2 separate regions of the Mus musculus genome follow, and region 1 is linked to region 2. Evidence: chromatin contacts called from ENCODE Hi-C or POLR2A ChIA-PET data. All regions are on one chromosome and are shown on one strand. Each heading gives the region's core, a stretch centred on a gene start or an enhancer-like site at or near the end of the contact. The rest is flanking DNA. Distances are from core to core; before and after follow the strand shown.

Region 1 (6,269 bases), core at 1,496-3,995, 58 kb after region 2:
CTTCTGCTTACAGGCTTCATCGCCTCCGACATGACTTCGCGGAACTCGAGCACGCAGCTGTGGCTCATCACCCACTACCATGAACACGGCTCCCTCTATGACTTTCTGCAGAGGCAGACGCTGGAGCCCCAGTTGGCCCTGAGGCTAGCTGTGTCCGCGGCCTGCGGCCTGGCGCACCTACATGTGGAGATCTTTGGCACTCAAGGCAAACCAGCCATTGCCCATCGTGACCTCAAGAGTCGCAATGTGCTGGTCAAGAGTAACTTGCAGTGTTGCATTGCAGACCTGGGTGAGTAGGCGGGAAAGGGGTGGGGCTTCACCTGTGGGCGGGGCTTGCATGCTTGGCTCTACCTGTTCTGTAGGGGAGAGAATTGGTGCTTTAAAAACTTGTTTCCAAGCTGGGATTTTAAGCCCAGCACTCGGGAGGCAGAGGCAGGCTGATTCCTAAGTTCAAGGTTAGCCTGGTCTAAGTAGTGAGTTCCCGTATACCCAGGGCTACATAGAAAAACCCTACCTTAAAACGAACTGTTTCCAGCCCAGACTCTTCCTCCAGAAAAGGGGCGGGGTCTCATGAGCCTGTACCTCACCCCAACTTTTCTGAGAACATGGCTCCTCCCAACACACCTGGAAATTCTACCATGTGAAATGGGTATCATCATGCCGAGTCTTTGGGACCCTTGAGAACACTATAAAGCAAAGGCCACTATCTGTATTCCAGACATCTCAGAGCAGGTCTCCAGTATCCTGTTCTTCAATGTTTTTCTGTTTCCATCCTCACTGTATCTGACCATATAAAGCCTGCCTGGGCTCCACCCTGTGTGGGAGCCCTGCAGGACTGATAAGCCTAACACCCGCAGGACTGGCTGTGATGCACTCACAAAGCAGCGATTACCTGGATATCGGCAACAACCCCCGAGTGGGTACCAAAAGATACATGGCACCCGAGGTGCTGGATGAGCACATCCGCACAGACTGCTTTGAGTCGTACAAGTGGACAGACATCTGGGCCTTTGGCCTAGTGCTATGGGAGATCGCCCGGCGGACCATCATCAATGGTGAGAGCCCATGCAGATTTCGTGTGTGTGTGTGTGTGTGTGTGTGTGTGTGTGTGTGTGTGTGTGTAGATATATGGAGACCAGGTTTTCTGTGGTGGCTGGTGCCCTTGACCTAAGAGTTTGAGGCTAGATCTTCTAGCTTTCTTTTACTGCTATAAATAGACTAGTACAGCACAGATGGACTTTAAGACTCGTCTGAGTCTGTGAGGGTGTGGATGTGGCCTTGAAATCTTCAATTAGAGACAAAATTTTTTTTTCAGAGCTGGAGATACATCGAGGTGGTAGAATGTTTGCCAGACATGTTCAAGGCCGTAGGTTTTGATCCTGAGCATGGGGGTGGGGTGGGGCAGGGAAGCAGCTAAGCTAGCAGTCATGGAGCTTAAAGATGTGTCATGATGAATGCTCTATCTTGTTGAAATCTCCTATTTTGGTAGAAGTTGGTGTCAGTCAGTCAGATTGTCTGGACTCAGTTTCAGGTTTTGTTATGACAGGGAGTACTCAGCCTCTGTGTGCCTGCTTCCTCATTTGTGAAATTAGAAGAAAAAAATAAGTATAGTTGTAGACTTGGTCCCAATAAAGTATTTAGAACAATATCTACAACCTGGTGTGATCTCAGTACTGCAAAAATTGTTCCAAGTTCAAGGCCAGCCTGGTCTATATAAACAGCGAGTTTCAGATCAGCCAGGACTACGCAGAGAAAAAAAGGCCAACAATGCCTAGAGCTAAGTATTAGTGATCATAATGAAAGAGTACCTACATAATATTATTCCATTTTCTAAAAGAAAAGACAGAGATGCAGGATCGTAGCTGACAGTCTTAAGTCAGGCCATCTGACTCTGGGCCAGTGCTCTCTGTTACTGTGGCGGCTTAATGTTGGCCCTGGCTTCTTTGTTCATGTGTAAGCTATCTAGTGTCTGTACTGCCTACTTATTGCAACCTTGTTATCACAGTGGATTGCCACAGGAGACCATAACTTGGAAAGGCTGGAGAAGCACCTGTCTGTGCAGCCCTGTGCTGGCCTGTGCAACTCCTATGCAGCCCTGTGCAGCCTTGTGCAGGTCTGTGCTAGCCTATGCAGCCCTGTGTAGCCCTGTGCTGGCCTGTGCAGCCCTGTGCTCGCCTGTGGCTGATGGCCTCTCAACCCTGGGATAGATGGAGGATCACAGGTTGACTGGCCAGCTAGCTGCTGCAATGTTACTCTTCCTGGGGCCTGTCTATAGCCAGGGTTGCTAGGAGTCCTGGAAGTTTGCAGACAATCCCTGGGGCATGACTAGAGCCCCACTCCTTGGGAACAGAGATGTTTTCATTTCCTGAGCATATACTAGGCCAGCCTTTTACAACTTCATTCCTCCTCAGTGGTCGGTCATCTGTAACAGCAGAGACCCAGGTGGCACCAGAGTCTCCCTGGGCAAATATTTACTGCTGGAGTCAGCTCTAAGTGGCTGGAGTTGGGGAAGGGGTAGGGTACCTGGATGGCACCAGAGAAGTAGGCTTAGTTATAGGCAGAAAAGGAAGGACTGAAGGATTTGCCTTGGGCTCCTGGGGTGGAGGGGAAGCTCTGTCAGCCTCACACAGACTCCTAGCGCATTATAAACACTGTAATCTGGTGTCAGCCCCGGCACTGATTAAAGGCTCATTAGACACGCTCGGGCCTCTGCAAATCGCTGATTAGGGCGCTGGCGGCACAGGGGCAGCCTGGAAGCCCGCCACGGGGAGAACAGCTGCTGAAGGGTTCACTAAGGTTGTGGCCTACACAGTCACAGCCGCAGCCTGGGGTTGGGAAGCAGGAAGAGACGTGGGGCTGCCTCTGACACCACAAGCACACCTTTCAGAAAAGGCTCAGGATAACTTGACATGGGGTGGGGACGCAGTTGGTTGTGGGATCTGCAGAGACGTGAGCCTTCCCTGATGGTAAACTCATCTTATTTGGACCAGGGAGTAAATCATTTGCTTCCAGGAGAGGTGTATTTCTGTCCTTTGTTGTCCCGATTATGAGCCTTATCTAGTCCTACCTACCAGAAATGCAGCCGAGAGAGCAGAATCATGCAATGTGGTGTTGGATTTCTGCCTTAAGTCCCAGCTCTGTCATTTGCTACTTGTTGATCGTTAAAGACAAACTTTCTGAGCTTTTGGGCCTACTGTTCATGACTTGAGGCTACAATGTTACAATCCCCACAGGCCACTGTGAGGCTTTCCCATTTAGCACTAAGGACCCCGACTGGCACATAGGAAGTGCTCTGTAACACAAGCTGTTAGTATAATCTGGCATCAGTCAGGGAGTAGTACCCAGGCCCAGGATGGAAGACAGCTGAACAAGATGGAAATAAAATCCAGCCTGGAAAGCCAAAAGATGGGTTTCAAGTCCTGACTCTGCCGTGACTGGTTAGGCAACATGAATCCCGTGCTTCATTTGTGACTCGGGTGGTACCACACAGAGATACCAGGAGGATGGACAGGAAAGCCTGGAATGTGCTTATCACGCACTGGGGAAGTGTGAAACACAGCAATAGTTCTGAGCTATACGTACAGTTGCTATGTTATAGGACAGGATCCCTCTCAGGAGCAATATAGTCAAGCAGCTAGCTCCAGGCAGTCATCCTCTGGGTGCTCTTTGGACTCCTTAAGTCCCAAGTGATTGTCCCACATCCCTTGAATCCCCAGGCATTGTGGAGGATTACAGGCCACCTTTCTATGACATGGTACCCAATGACCCCAGTTTTGAGGACATGAAAAAGGTGGTGTGCGTTGACCAGCAGACACCCACCATCCCTAACCGGCTGGCTGCAGATCCGGTAAGGTCTCTGCTTGGGCTTGTGCTGGGGCGGGGCTGGAGCGGGGCTGGGGCTGGGGCTGGGGCGGAGCTGGGCTGGGGCTGAGGCGGGGCTGGGGCTGGGGCTGAGGCTGGGGCGGGGCTGGGGCTGGGGCGGGGCTGGGGCTGGGGCGGAGCTGGGCTGGGGCTGAGGCAGGGCTGGGGCTGAGGCTGGGGCGGGGCTGGGGCTGGGGCGGAGCTGGGCTGGCATGGGTGGAGATTGATTCTCAGCTGGAATTTCTGAGTTCTTGGCTCTACAACCTCTGATTCTTGGGTAGATCGTGGGTTGTTCTGAGTATTCCCTGCCACACACCTGACTTGCGAATTCTTCATCCTTCTTGGACCGTCCTTCCAGTCTATATGATTTTAGAAACTTTCACCTCAGCTGCTTTCTTCTCTCCATTTGTTATTGTTGTTATTGTTGATGATGATTTGGATTTTTTTTTCTCAAGACATTCTACACTGAAAGAAATACATAAGCCGGGCGTGGTGGCACACACCTTTAATCCCAGCACTCGGGAGGCAGAGGCAGGTGGATTTCTGAGTTCGAGGCCAGCCTGGTCTACAAAATGAGTTCCAGGACAGCCAGGGCTATACAGAGAAACCCTGTCTCGAAAAATAAAAAATAAAAATAAATAAATACACACATATATGTGTGTATATGTATACACACACACATGCACACATACTCAGTCTCAGACATGTATACACAAGTAAGCAGACTCATGACACCAAGAAGACAAAACCTGTGAACCTGTGTTTTTAGCTCTTTTTTTGTTTTGTTTAGTTTGTTTTTGTTTTGGGGACAGGAGTCTTACTTACTATGGCAGTGCTGGCTGGCCTGGAACTTGCTATGTAGACCAGGCTGACTTCAAATTCAAGGAGATCCACCTATCTGCCTCTGCCTCCTGAGAACTAGGATTAAAGGTTTTCACACCTTGTCCAGCTCACTCCTTTTTTTTAAAAGAAATTATTTCTTCGCCAGGCATGTTGGTACACGCTTTTAATCCTAGCAATGGGAGGCAGAGGCAGGTGGATCTCTGAGTTCAAAGCCAGCCTGGTCTATAGAGTGAGTGCTAGGTCAGCCAGAGCTACACAGAGAAACCCTGCCTCAACACCCCAAACAAACAAAAGCAAGTAAACAAACAACAAATTATTTCTTCTTTCGATTTTATACAAACATAATGTATTTTTGACCATATGCCCCTCATTATGTCTCTCATCCTTTCCCCTCCCACTCAGCCCCTCCTTCTCCTGCTCAGCCCCTCCTTCTCCCGCTCAGCCCCTCCTTTTTTCTAAGAAGCACCTCCTTCTTCTCATTCTAATATTCCTACCAGCTACCTTGGTGCCCGGCCTACACTAAGACTCATATTTGTACTAAAAGATAATAAACGTATATGTGTATACGTAAGAGACCGCATAGCTACCTTCCAGCGCACAGATGTATACTCACTCTTAGGAACCAGAGGAGGCAGGCTGCCATGTTCAGGGGCCACTATGCTTCCCAGGATGGGCTCCTTCTGGGAAACAGGCACTTTTGGGGCAATGCCCGCCGTTGCCTCACTCTCAGTCATGGCTGGTGGAGGGGCAGGGAGTCGGTACTCTGTGCACTAGGTCTCAGGCTGCAAGAGGTGCAACACAGACTTGCAGGAAAACCCTTCACAGCGGATCCTGCCATGGGGGCGGGGTGGGGGACAGGTGCTCACCAGAGGCCGTGCACTGCGCGGCTCTCAAAGACCTCCACACCCTCCTATGCTCTCTCCTGCTTGTTTTGCCACCTTCTTCCACTTCTCCCTCCCTCATTCTCAGCTCCTCCCCTCCCCCTCCCTCTACCCCCCCCTTGGTTTTTCAAGACAGGATCTATCTCACCCTAGCTATCCTGTCTCTCACTCTAGTCCTGGCTGGCCTGGAACTCAAAGATCCTCCTGACTTTGCCTCTTAAGTGCTGGGATTAAAGGTGTGCACCACCACCTGGCTCCATTCTCTTCTCTTGCCTCCTGTCCAATACATGCTCTCCCTGTCCCTTCTCCTGCTATGTCTCCCGATCCTGAGCCATTTCCGGGCCTCCTTTCCATCTTCCTGACCCATGTACCTCTTTTTCCTCTCTGCTCCTCTCCCAACCCCCCAGGTCCTCTCCGGGCTGGCCCAGATGATGAGAGAGTGCTGGTACCCCAACCCCTCTGCTCGCCTCACCGCACTGCGCATAAAGAAGACATTGCAGAAGCTCAGTCACAATCCAGAGAAGCCCAAAGTGATTCACTAGCCCAGGGCCACCAGGCTTCCTCTGCCTAAAGTGTGTGCTGGGGCAGAAGACATAGCCTGTCTGGGTAGAGGGAGTGAAGAGAGTGTGCACGCTGCCCTGTGTGTGCCTGCTCAGCTTGGCTCCCAGCCCATCCAGCCAAAAA
Region 2 (6,385 bases), core at 401-2,900:
CTGAGCTAATTATGGTCCTGTTAATACATCACCTTGAAGCTGACACACACTCAGTCTTGGCAAATGGCCTTTCATCATATCTCCATTCTTGGCCTTTCTGGGGGGCTAATCTCTGAGGGCTCCTGCTTGACCCCTCTCCTATCTGCCCTCAGGCAAGGGATCTGTGCCCCGAAAGGCCCCTGCTGAGGTCACCGGGAGCCTCCCAGGGCAGGTCAAGTGCCCACAATGGATTGGATAATAATAGTGGTAAAGATGGCTAATGCATCGCTCTTCCAACCCGCCACCCTTTGCAGCCACTTGGTTTCCATCACTAACTGCATGGAGTACTGCCACCCACCCCAGGAGAAGGGGCTCCCCTTGGTATGTGGCTAGATGCTAACAACTGCGTGTGAGTCTGTGTGCACGTATATCTAGGAGAGGGTGGGGTACCTCTTGGCCCAGAGATGGGTGTCAAGTACTTTCCAAAACCACACAGGATGCCTCCCACCCACTGGAAGGCCTTTAGAGGGAGGGAGCAGGACTCAGGGCGGCAGAAGGAGCCAGACCCAGAGAATCCAGGAGCAGGTGGGGCAAGGAAAGAAATAAAGGGCCCCAGGGAAGCATGGGTGGACAGAGGAAGCAGAAAGAAATGGAAAGGAGGAAGAGGAAAGGGCGGGCGGGAGTTCCCTTTCTCAGTGCTCTTCTGCTGGCCCCTTAGGAGTCACCATGGGCAGGAAAGGAAGGAAGCATGTCCTGCCCCAAAGGACAGGGAATATGCCCAGAGGACACCACACCCCACCAGCCGCAGTCGGAACTTGCCACTGGCTGGTCTCAGGCTGCCCTGGCTACAAATCTAAGTGCCAGCCTTTTGGGATTTGAGGTTCAGCCATCAAGGCCCAGCTGGCAAAGTCTCCTCCATTGCCAAAACTCTCCTACCCGTGACCCACCCGCCATCCCAGACCCTCCCACCCATGCCTTACCCCACTGCTGTTTTTAAACTTTCACCAGTGCTCTCCCCACCCCAACACACACTCCTGCTTCAGGCTGGGTGGGGGCCAGCACCCCCTCAGCCAGCCTGAGAGTTTCTGGGAATATCTGGGAATTAGAAAATGCACTCTACTTTCCTATAGCCTCTAGGTTGGGCCATTGGAGAGGTGTCCCTATTTCACCTCCACATGCCTAACTCAGAGGGACTCCAGCACCCCACACTCAGAATCCTCAATTTACTTGAGTACAGCTGTTGCTATGTAAACAGAGGTCCCCCACCCCCATCCTACAGCACAGCCTTTGCACCAGCCACTTGAATTGACCCCACTTTTTATCTCTAGTCCCACAGAACTCAGTCGCATCCACGCTATTTGAATACTTCCAAATCTGAGCCGAGAATCTCATTTCCCTACTCCTATTCAACCTTCAGAACCCAACTCAGCTGAGCTTGTGGGATCCTGCGATTGGGTCAGTAACTCCAAACCAGTCCTCCTCTAAGGTCTTTTCTCTGGAAGGTTCTACACACTGAGCCAGATCTCTGCTTTCATGAGCGTCCCTCTCACTCACTCCCCCACCCCTACCTCCCATCCCCCACGCCGTCCACCCCCTGCCCCCACCCCACCCCCACCCTTGTCCATTCAAAGGCAGGACCCACCCCTGCAGGACCCACACCCTCTTAACAGGCCAGTCCCTGGAGACCTACAGGAAGTCTCTCCTCTCTTACAAAGTTTACAAACCCAGGACAGGGTGGGGAATTAGAAAACCAGTTTGCATGGAAGGTCCCTTGCCCCTGCTTTGCCCTCTGGGGCTGGGCCTGATCGGAAAGTCTCAGTACATCTGGTTGTACTTAAGTCAACTAGTAATGTAGTGGATTGTGCCTCCTGCTCAGCCTCCTCCCTTCTAACCCGGCCCTCTGCTCCCTCCTCCAGCCTCAGAGGGGAGGGGCTTAGCAAAGCCCAAGAGGTTGAACCCAACCCTACCAGAGCTGTGGTGCCATGGTACTGTGGTTCTGAGGTGCTGTGGTGCCATGGGACCGTGGGACTGTGGTGTCGTAGTGCCAATGTGCTCCCTGGGCCACAACAGAGCCCTCCAGGCCCTGCATACGTTGCTCACTTGGACCAGCTCTAGCCCCGCTCTCATCTACAATAGTACAACACCAAGAAAACAGCTGATCCTGAATCAGCTTCAAAGTACAACGACAAGAAAACAGCTGATCCTGAGTCAACTTCAGCTGTCAGTCATTTCCCAGAAGCCTTTGCAAAATATTGAAGGGTAACAGAGAAGAGCCTAAATAGGTAGTGTGTGTCTGTAACCCCAGCTACTCCAGAGACAGAGGCAGGAGGATTGCTTAAGTCCTAGAGCTTGAGACCAACCTGAGCAGCATAGTGAGACCCTGTTGCAAAAAAAATAAGAGAGAGGGTCTTGGGAAAATAAATAAAGAACAGAGTGGACTCACCAAGATGGGCCTCAAAAGACTCCAGATTCTAGTAGAGAGCACCTACGGGTCCGGCCAGAGAAGAGGATGCAGCAAGAGGGGAAGAGGCAGACAGTACAAGAAGTCAGATCTGTGCATGACTATAACCTCAATACGGCAGAGGCAGAGGCAGAGGAGGCAGAGGCAGAGGAGGCAGAGGCAGAGGAGGCAGAGGCAGAGGAGGCAGAGGCAGAGGAGGCAGAGGCAGAGGAGGCAGAGGCAGAGGAGGCAGAGGCAGAGGAGGCAGAGGCAGAGGAGGCAGAGGCAGAGGCAGAGGCAGAGGCAGAGGCAGAGGCAGAGGCAGGAGGATCACTACAAATTCACGTCAGTCTTATGTACAAACATAATCAGTCTACAAAGAGTGTCTCAAGGAAGCAGTAGAAGTGCAGCTATGGTGTAATGACCAAGACTTGGGGTGCAGTAAAGGTTGCAGTCCCCTTACCTGGTGCTGGTGTTCAAACAAAACGGTGTGTAGAAGCACTTTGGAAAGAGCTGAGTGGCCACCATTATCAGACTCAAAGTTCCCTATCTGCTGCTCTGCTTAGCCTAGGTTGACTTGAAACTCACTCAGCAGTCCAGGCTAGCCTTCATGCATCATGCATCAACACACACACATCCACACACACACACACACAGTTTGGTTGCACAAGTAATTTTAAAAGTCTCATAAAAATCAGGAGATGTTAATAAACACAAAAGTTAAAAATTAAAATTCAAACACCTTTAATCCCATTACCCAAAAGTAAACTATGGTCATTTTTTGTAGCTGCCAAACATGTGGGTGTGTATGTGTGTGTCCATGCTTGTGAACATACATATGTGTAGAGAGACTGACTGTACACTTCTGCAACCAGCTTTTCTCAGTGACAAATAGTTTGCACACCTTTTCACCTTTTCTTTCTTTCTTTCTTTCTTTCTTTTTTTTTTTGGTTTTTCGAGACAGGGTTTCTCTGTGTAGCCCTGGCTGGCCTCGAACTCAGATATCCGCCTGCCTCTGCCTCCCAAGTGCTGGGATTAAAGGCAGGCGCCACCACCACCGGGCTACACCTTTCCTTATCTAATGCTGTTGATGACAGCATAGTGCGGCAGATGACATACACTTGCAAGAGTTAACTTTCCTTTGCTGTTGGTAATTTTTTTTCTCAGAAACAACATGTTTTTAATGGATTTTTTAAGCTATAAAAACATGTATTATGGACGTGTGTGCGTACACCTGAGTGCACGTGTCAGAGGACCCTTCCAGGAAGGGTCGACTCGGTCAGGCTTGGCCTCTAGTGTGGTTACCTGCTAAACCATCTCACTGTCTCAGAAACAACATCTTGATGAGGAAAAAATTTGTCGTCCACCTTTGGGGGAGACTGGGAATATGTCTTAGCTTGAGGAGTCACCTAGCCCAGGCCTCTGCCCTCTGCCCTCTGCCCTGCCAGTTCCTTCAGGCAGCCTCCCAGACTGGCCTTGGAATGTGAGATGTCCCTCAAGGCCTACGCCTCACAGAGACCAGGAGAACTGCCCAAGAGGACAGTGGCCCAGGCCTAGCCAGCAGGGAGTCAGAGCGCGAAGGTGTGTTGCATGAAGGTGGTTTCAGGAACACACCTTCACTGAGCCCTGGGTCAAGTTGCACCAGTTCTCAAAACAGGAAGCAGGTTGCTCAGCGCTGGGAGTGAGGTCGCAGCTGAGCCATCACCACCAACACGCAACAGGGGCAGCCCTGCCCCCTCAGAAGGCCACTGCTAACTAACTGACTGTACAAGCGCGATGCAGATTGCCACCTCAACCCGCTTTGGAATCAGACCAATCGCCCAAATACTGGTCTTCTGGACCTGTGAACTTAATACCCTGTTTCTGACAGACACTTCTCCACCTGCCTTCTCATTGGCTGGCTAAAGGCTGTGTCTCCTGATCACCTTTGACGGTGCCCAAAGTAGTTCCACCCCACTCCTCCTGCTCAGAGCAACATTTACCTCCCCCACCTCGGGGCAGGGTGCTAACGGGCACCTGGTGGGCATGGGAAAGGTCCTCTCTGCAGGTCTCTAGATCCCCTTCTGTTTGCAGGAAAGCTGCCGTTGCTCTGCACACCCCCCCCCCCAAAAAAAAAGAGACAAATAAAAGTTGAGGGCAAATAAAAGTTGAAACAGAAATATTGTCAGGTCTCATCTTATTTTTGTTTGAGAAATGCAGGCGTTTCCAAGGCAGCCAGGGCTGGAAATACCTAGGAATATGGCCTCTTGCCTAACATGAGAGAATCCCCAAGCTCAACCAAGCTCAATCGCCGAGACCTCCTCTTCCCTCACTTACACACACACACACACACACACACACACACACAGAGAGAGAGAGAGAGAGAGAGAGAGAGAGAGAGAGAGAGAGAGAATAATTCGGACAGTGGTCAGTGTGGCTGTGTAAATACTTTTGAGCTGTTTGCCACCAACCTTATGTGTCCCTCACACACGCCTATCCTCCTTTTTTCCATTTTCCTTCAATCACCCAGTTTCTACAGGGCCCTGGCTTAAAACTACACCAAGTTCCAGCAACCCCTCCTTAGTGGCCTAGCCCATAAAACAAACACGTGACCAGAATTCATCCCATTAGGTGCCACTACTGAAGAAAAAAAAAAGCACAACTACTTTATTTTTTAACAAATATATTTTTAAAAGATGTATTTATTTTATATGAGTACACTGTCACTGTCTTCAGACACCCCAGAAGAGGGCGTCAGATCCTGTTACAGATGGTTGTGAGCCTCCGTGTAGTTGCTGGGAATTGAACTCAGGACCTCTGGAAGAGCAGTCAGTGCTCTGAACTGCTGAACCATCTCCCCAGCCCTGCATGACTACTTTATATTTATTGGAAAGGAAAGCCAATTAAACTGACTAGGATTCCATATTGCTTATTGAAAAGACTTTTAAAAATAAATGCAAACACCCATTGCTGGACCCTGTGAGCTGCCTTGCCAGTGAGCCTTCTCTCCAGCCCAGCCCACTTCAGCTCCATCCATAAGTGCATTTGAAAACAGGCTCCTCACTTTGTAAAACATTATTTATTTATTTATTTATTTATTTATTTATTTATTTATTTGTTTGAGTGGGTACACGTTCATGGCATAGTTCAGAGGGTAAATTTTGAGAGTCTGTTCTTCCCTGCAGAGTAAGCCCTGGGAGTCCAACTCAAGTTACCAGACTTAGCAGCAATCACCTTTACCCACTGAGCCAGTTCAGCTGCCCTTGTGTGTGTGTGTGCACGCGCATCTAGGTGTTTTGCCTTATTATACTCTGTATACCACATTCACAATGTGCCTGGGCAGGCCAGAAGAGGGTCCTCTAATCCCTTGGGATTGGGATTTCAGACAGCTATGAGCCACCATGGAGATGCTGGGCTTCAAACCCAGTGCCTCATAAGAACTGAACCATCCCTCCAGCCTCCTGCCTCTTTTTTTTCCCCTCTTTGAGGCAGGGCGTTACTGTGCTGTGCAGACCCTGAGCTCACACTAGTCCAGGACGAACTTGTGACTGTCCTGCTCCAGTGCCCCACACAGCAGGGATTGCAGTCCCGTGCCACCAGGTCAGGCTTGCAAATACATCTCTGACATCAGTCACTTTAGCTCGCCTATAACACGGAGGATGTGGATAAAATGAAAGTTCTCTTAAAACTGTATCCCATTCAGGAAGGAGCCGTTCTCTCTTGTGCTTAGTGAGTGTTGTTCTGAGCTTCGTCTCCCCAAACCAAAAAGAATTAAGTAAGAGGAAAAAGCTTTCTCATGTTCGGAGTCTGGTTCCTGGAATCATTTTTAAACTCTGTACTGCTGGCGCCCGACTTTTGTGCAGATCCCCTGAACCCTCGAGAAGACGGATGAAATTTGTGATCGGACATCTCCGAAGTGCACTGTACAATATAAACTGCCCATTGCTGGGTAAAAAGTTGTCCCAAACTTAACAGTTTTGACAGCAA

Evidence for each region. A loop is a pair of places that touch in the nucleus more often than their neighbours do. ChIA-PET counts read pairs that join two places held with the same protein, here RNA polymerase II (POLR2A).
Region 1: a map of heart shows a loop between it and region 2 (4-fold over the local background). The contact joins two enhancer-like sites. A Hi-C loop is called at or near these places in 1 of 37 maps with a recorded cell type or tissue (heart). POLR2A ChIA-PET finds 5 or more read pairs at or near these places in 4 of 5 experiments (Patski and embryonic stem cell).

The regions. Positions count from the first base shown.
Region 1 is chr15:101,137,351-101,143,619 of GRCm38, forward strand. It overlaps Acvrl1 (activin A receptor, type II-like 1), which reads left to right. Exons shown (of 11, transcript NM_001277257.1): 8 at 14-289; 9 at 858-1,055; 10 at 3,717-3,847; 11 at 5,993-6,269. The coding sequence ends at 6,127. Among named protein-coding and RNA genes, the nearest start is that of Acvrl1, 12 kb to the left of the region's middle. Within about 2 kb of position 2,746, at least 2 of the 3 ENCODE cell types and tissues checked have a DNase peak (open chromatin) inside an H3K27ac peak, as active enhancers do; they include heart, where a contact is called at or near this core.
Region 2 is chr15:101,080,606-101,086,990 of GRCm38, forward strand. No RefSeq gene overlaps it. Among named protein-coding and RNA genes, the nearest start is that of Gm41402, 19 kb to the right of the region's middle. Within about 2 kb of position 1,651, at least 1 of the 3 ENCODE cell types and tissues checked has a DNase peak (open chromatin) inside an H3K27ac peak, as active enhancers do; it is heart, where a contact is called at or near this core.